2 separate regions of the Homo sapiens genome follow, and region 2 is linked to region 1. Evidence: chromatin contacts called from ENCODE Hi-C or POLR2A ChIA-PET data. All regions are on one chromosome and are shown on one strand. Each heading gives the region's core, a stretch centred on a gene start or an enhancer-like site at or near the end of the contact. The rest is flanking DNA. Distances are from core to core; before and after follow the strand shown. Region 1 has its middle 50 kb from the start of THEMIS. Region 2 overlaps PTPRK (protein tyrosine phosphatase receptor type K).

Region 1 (3,071 bases), core at 427-2,926:
TGAAAAAAAAAATTGTAAGATTGCAGACAAGGAGATTTGGGGAAGATATATGTGGGTAGAATTATCAGAGAAAGCATATTGCATATTAAAACTAGAGAATATCCACCGAAACCGAGTGGACAGAATTATACAGCTAATCGATGTTTACACAGCTTCTGTTCTTAGCCACTGCCAAATGGCTGGGGTGACAGCCACTGACAGGTGGTTGCAAGTTCAGTACATTGGATTTCATCTATGCTAGAATAACCAGTGATTTATGTTGATTGGAATCAACAGTTATTCTGGGTATGGGTTACCTTTTCTGCTTGAAGGGCTTTAACCAGTACCATTCTCCAAAGGTTTATAGAGTTTTGATCCACCAATACAGATCCCATGTAACAGTAAATAAAACCAAAGGAACTATTTTAAAGCAAAGGAAGTTCATCAGCAAGCTCATGGTCACGGGATTCACTTGTCCTCTTACTTTCTATACTACCCAGAAACCATCAGATGATGGAGTGATAGAGTAGCTTATTAAAAGTACAGATGCAGCACCAGTTTGGATGTAAAGATGAGGCACCAACTTGGATAATAGGGCACTATCTTTCATGATGAGACACTTAACACATTGATATTCATTATATTGTGTTGTGCTCCCCATATGTAAATACATTGCAACAGGAACCAAGGGGTGAAAGTAAGAGTGGCCTCAATGATCATCAAGCTGAGTGACTTACTTGGAAGTTTGTATTCTGTACCTTTAACTCTAGGCTCTTTTAGCTTTAGAGATTTAGGAACACTCCCTCCCACCAAAGGACAAAGTGAGAGTCCCATTAAACATTAAGTCAAAGTTGACCTCTGGTTACCTTAGTCTCTTTATACCTAGAGCTTGGTGGGAAAAGAACAATGTCAACATCCTTGCAGGTATAATTGATCCTGATCTTCAGGGGGAGACAAGGCTGATGGTATACAATGTGGGCAGGGAAGGATTCATTTGGCATCAAAGTGATGCACTGGCGTATCTGTTGGTGTCCACTATTAACAGGTAATAGTCAAGTATAGCAGCTGTGCTTGAGAAATACATGGGGATTAGGAGCTCTCACTCCTCTTGGACGAAGGTCTGCATCACTCAACCACGTGAGCCATCAAGACAAGCAGAGGAGCTAGTTAAGGGTGAAGCAAACTTAAAATGATAAATATCCTTGAAATTAGCCACAGCACCGGAGTTTGTAGTTTGTACTGTTAATCTTCCTCTTGTATGTTTCCCTGGTGGTAGAGACCAACCATAATCTTGTAGGAGCTGCCTCCAGACAGGGTGAATTCACTACATTATATGAAGTAAAAGATCCAGAGACACACAGGAGTGAACTGTAGTGAACGCTATAGCGTTAGACACACAACTTTCTTTAAGGCCATGCACCCATCATCCAGCTGCCAGAATTGTTGACTACTGACAGCACTTAGCTGAATGCCCCTCCAGATATCACCCATGGTTGGTGGAAGCTTCCTCATTTAAGGTTCTGTCCTTTGCCTCTGGGTAGGCTGCAGCCAATGACCGGTTCATGGAGCGATACAAAGGCCTGGCCTCTGCCTCAATGGAGGCAACCCTGAAGAGGCACCCGAGACTTGTTAGAACTGCCTGGTGGTTAAACTCCTTCTGCTCAATCCTGCTTCCCTCAACTGGCATGTGTGTAGTTCTCAGGAACACTACCCAACACACTGCCTGCATGCTAATCTCCATTTCCGGGTCTCTTTTTGGGGAAGCTAACCTGCAACATTTGCCAACTCTGCTAGAATAATACTTCCTTTTTTTCTTACCTAGCCATTATAAATGTATACGTGATGTTATTCTTTCTCGGACAATAAATAGTACTTTTAAACTCATGTTTAAATGATTCTTTCATGTCTCCTGAAGGCCTGGTGTCAAATTCCACTGAACCCTCTTTCCTTTGCCTTTTTCCTAAGATTGCCAGACCTGGGTACCTGCAGGCACAGCTGAGGAGACCTGGCATTTTCTCATCTACTCTTCAAAAGTGCCATGATCTAGTTCCTCTATTGCTACAGCAATAGCATAAAGACAAACCTTGCAATGGCCTCTTTTAATATGAAACAATTCAGTTTTTACTTTACCAAAGCCACCAATTTCCTGTACTTTTAAGCCTTTGTCTCACTTCAAGAACCACAAAACACAATCATTAACAAACACCAACAGTATTTCTCAGTCTTAATTCAAGTTTGATGTTTCAGTTTAAGTTCTACCACAGAAAAAAGTCTCCAGAAAAGTGTCCTTTTTGGTTGCCTGGATAACTTTTCATTAACAAAATAAAGTCCAAACTCCTGTCAATGTTAGGTCCTTTGTGCTTTGTCTTTAAATGAATCTCCACTCTGATCCTGCTAAACTGATTGGTATACAATTTATATCTCGTCCATTTTTTGTAGTACTCTCCTCTCTCATGGCTCTTCCACCTATTAGTCAAGCCCCATCTCTTATAACATCTGTGATGAAGTTTTGTATGACCAACAGAGAGAAAAACAGAGTGGTGGGCCCCCAATCGCTTATGGGAGAAAGACCATAATCCCTCCCACAGCTTGGAAGGTCCTGTATGGGACAGCTTCTCTGTCCAACTCCAGCTTTCTCTGGCACATTGCTTTCTGAGTTTCAGTCCCATTCACATTTTTCTCTTTGTAGCACCGACGTTCTTCCTGCCAAAGGGTTATTTGGATACCTTTCCTCATACTTCTTACATTGCCTCTGTCCTGGAAGCTCTAGTCTTTTGCAAGAGCTTCCTCATATTCTTTCAGATCTAATATCAGTTTTCACTTCCTCAGGGAAACTTTACCCTATTTCCCAGAATAGGTAAGAATTCCATTACGTGCTCTCACAGAACCCATAATTCTGCTTATAGCTGTAGCTATGTTCTAGTTACCCTGTATTTCTTATTTAGTGCTTTTCTTATTAACTTAGTCAAGGTTTGGGTAGAAAATCAGAAATAGGCACTTTATGACAAGCATGGTGACTCACATCTGTAATCCTAGCACTTTAGGAGGCCGAGGCAGGTGGATCGCTTGAACCCAGGAGTGTGAGACCAACC
Region 2 (3,071 bases), core at 364-2,863, 540 kb after region 1:
TTTCTTCTTCCTGTCCTTTCACAAAAAAAAATCTTTTCCAAAAGATGACAGTCAAGAATAGACTACAAAAGCATTCTTTTACTGAATCAATGAGACTAAAACTGGGGAAAAAAATGAAGCTGAGTTTTGCTGTTATTTGAAAAGTTAATTCGTGACAAGAAAAATGTTAACATGTTTGCTGACCCTACTTATTCTGAGCCATGAAATTGCTCAAACCAGAGCAAACTGCCAACCATGACGAGAGTAAAGGATTCTGCAGATGCATCATTCCTACATAGTATAGCCCAAGGTGAACAGTCCATGAGTATTATACACTAGAACGCAGAGGGCTGGGTACAGAAAATAAGGGGAGGAAAGATGCCAGAGGCAGAATATGGTCATACCGCCCAGGCCCCAATACTGGGAAGTTCTGTCTTCATGAGAAGCAGTACAGCATGGTGATTAACAGCATTGATTCCACAATCACACTCCCCATGTGTAAATCCTAATTCTGTCATTTTCTAGCCATGTGACCTTGGGGCAGTCGCTCAACCTCTCTGTGCCTTCATTTTCCCACACAGCAAAATGTGTATGTATTAGTATACTAGGGCCAACATAGCAAAATACCACAGACTTGAAGGCTTAAATAATTAATTAATTTTCTCATAGTTCCAGAGGCTGAAAGTCCAAGATCAAGATACCAATAAGGCTGGTTTCTCCTGAGGACTCTCCTTGATTTCTGGATAGCCACCTTCTGGTCTTCTGTCTTCATTTCTGTGAACACACATTCTTGGAGTCTCTTCCTCTTTTTATAAGGACATCAGTCATAGTAGATTAGGGCCCACTCTTATGACATCATTTAACCTTAATGACCTCTTTAAAGTCCCTACCTCCAAATACAATCACATTGGGGGTTAGGGCTTCAACATATGAATTTTGGGGAATACAATTCAGTGCATAACAAACAGTATAAAACAATAATAGCTACCTCACATGACTGTGGTGATGATTAGATGTATTACTATACAAGTGCCTGGCTCATGGGAAGTTCTATATAAATGCTTACTATTAGGCTAAGCCCCATTAAATTCACATGTCTAACAAGTATCCACAAATCACAGCATCAAGTGGATGAAAACAGACATTTGCAGTCTGTCTTTAAGATTTCTTGTATTGGGACAGTGATATCTTTGGGGATAAATGGAGGACACATCTTGCTGATAACATCTATCTCAATTCAAAACATGGGTGGTTAATATAGAAATGTTAGTGGTTCCTAACAGGAGCAAAACCAATAGATAGCTTTGATTTTCTCACATTCCCAGTGGGACACAAAGGCTTTTTGTGTCTCAGGATTATGTGCTGATAAAGAATGCGGAAAGAATGTTTATGAGGAAGCAGACAAAAGCAGCCTGGCTCCGGTGTATCCACACTTGGCAGCTGTAATGCAGTTTCGGCTACACCAATAATTTCCAATTATTTTTACCTGCAGTCAATTCTCAAGCTAGAAGACTGTGGTGAGAATATGAGATTAATTTAGACAGGCTCAGGCACTCATGTGAACACCAAAATCTGCCACTAAAACAAACATCAGGCTTACATTAATCTATCATTTTTTTTCTCTTGTTACCTTTTCAATCGCCCTTCATGATCCTGGCCAGGGTTCTGTGTGCGTGATAGATGGCGAATGGAATGGCAGACAGCAGCAGAACAACAGCAGCAAAAGTTACCGACCACAAGCACAGACACTGAAAACGAAAGCGGCTTGGTAACTAACAGGCTAATCTTCACGGCAGGAAGAATACTTGGCAATGAAACTTCCCCTGGGAATTGATTCACTACTGTTCACATTTGTTTAAATGAATTTAACATAATCTTCTAATTGTGGAAGTCTGATCCTATCACTCCCCTGCCTATCTGCCTAAAACTCTTCCATATCATCAGGTTGCCTCCAAGATAAAGTCATCATTCCCTTGCATAACACCCAAGGGTTTCATGATCTAGTCCCAACAAATTGCCACATTCATCTCTATTACAGAATCTTCAAAGATACCAGTAGCAGTTCCTAGTACCGTACTTCTGGGCCCTTCACATGCTGCCTTCTCTATCAAGAAAACCCTCCTCATTGGCTCTGATAACTGCTCTATGTCTTTGGTCTCAATGCTGATATCCCCTCCTAGGCAAATTCCATCCATCCACCCCCAACTGAGTAGTTTGCCTCTTCAGCATGTTCCCAGAATACCCCAAATCTAACACTATTATGGGATATATCATACTGTTACATTGTACATATTTAAGCAACTGCCTACTCAAAATTTTCAAGAGAACCTTGTAGCCTAACTATCCAAAAATGAAAATTCCAATATATTATGGTGGTTGAGATCAAGTATTTCTATATCAGACAGACCTGAGCTTGAAACTTATTTGTCTTTTATTACTCATATGGCCCCAAGAGAAGCTGTAACATGGAGACACAATAATATTTATTTTACGGGATTTTGAAGTATTTAATAAGTAAATACACTTGCCGCAGCACCTGGCATGAGGACAAGTTCATAGCTGTTATTTTCATGCTCAGTATCTAATTCATCTCCTACTACTCTATTGAATATAACCCACTCTTCAAGTTGGACTGTTTGGCCTGAAAATAGTCTTAAGTTTTCTCTTCAGCTGAAATACTCCATCTCCCAATCTTTGCATATGGAAACCCTTGCCTTCCAAAAACCCCTTGCTAGTGCCACACTTTCCACCTATCCTTTCCAAGCCTAGACCTGCTTTCTCCCTTCTCTTGGATAGCCCCCTTGTGCTTTTTGGAAAGGGCAGGAGACACTGATGTTTGCTCATTTTTGTGGCAACCCATACCCCAAATTTTCCCCCAATCCAGAGTGTGGTGTCCCATGTGCCACCAAAATGTAAGTATTTTAGAAGCCGGAATATGTGTTTTTATTGCTCTCTAACAATATCTGGCACATGGTAGGCACTCAACAATATATGTTAAATGAATGAGTGAGTTGGCTGTTTCTATTGCAAAAGAAAGCCAGCATTCACCTCCTTTACTTTTTCCTAAGAGCAAATTCTATTGACCAAAATTC

The links. Hi-C counts contacts between places; a loop is a spot of excess contacts on that map. ChIA-PET counts read pairs that join two places held with the same protein, here RNA polymerase II (POLR2A). Pooled maps may share reads with other maps.
Region 2: a loop to region 1 is called in a pooled map, with 3 times the contacts of the local background. The contact joins two enhancer-like sites. A Hi-C loop is called at or near these places in 1 of 37 single-sample maps with no recorded cell type and 1 of 50 pooled maps. POLR2A ChIA-PET finds 5 or more read pairs at or near these places in 1 of 52 experiments (MCF 10A).

Annotation. Positions count from the first base shown.
Region 1 is chr6:127,949,260-127,952,330 of GRCh38, forward strand. No RefSeq gene overlaps it. Among named protein-coding and RNA genes, the nearest start is that of THEMIS, 50 kb to the left of the region's middle. Within about 2 kb of position 1,677, at least 3 of the 41 ENCODE cell types and tissues checked have a DNase peak (open chromatin) inside an H3K27ac peak, as active enhancers do.
Region 2 is chr6:128,490,123-128,493,193 of GRCh38, forward strand. The region is part of intron 1 of PTPRK (protein tyrosine phosphatase receptor type K); the gene reads right to left. Among named protein-coding and RNA genes, the nearest start is that of PTPRK, 29 kb to the right of the region's middle. Within about 2 kb of position 1,614, at least 15 of the 41 ENCODE cell types and tissues checked have a DNase peak (open chromatin) inside an H3K27ac peak, as active enhancers do.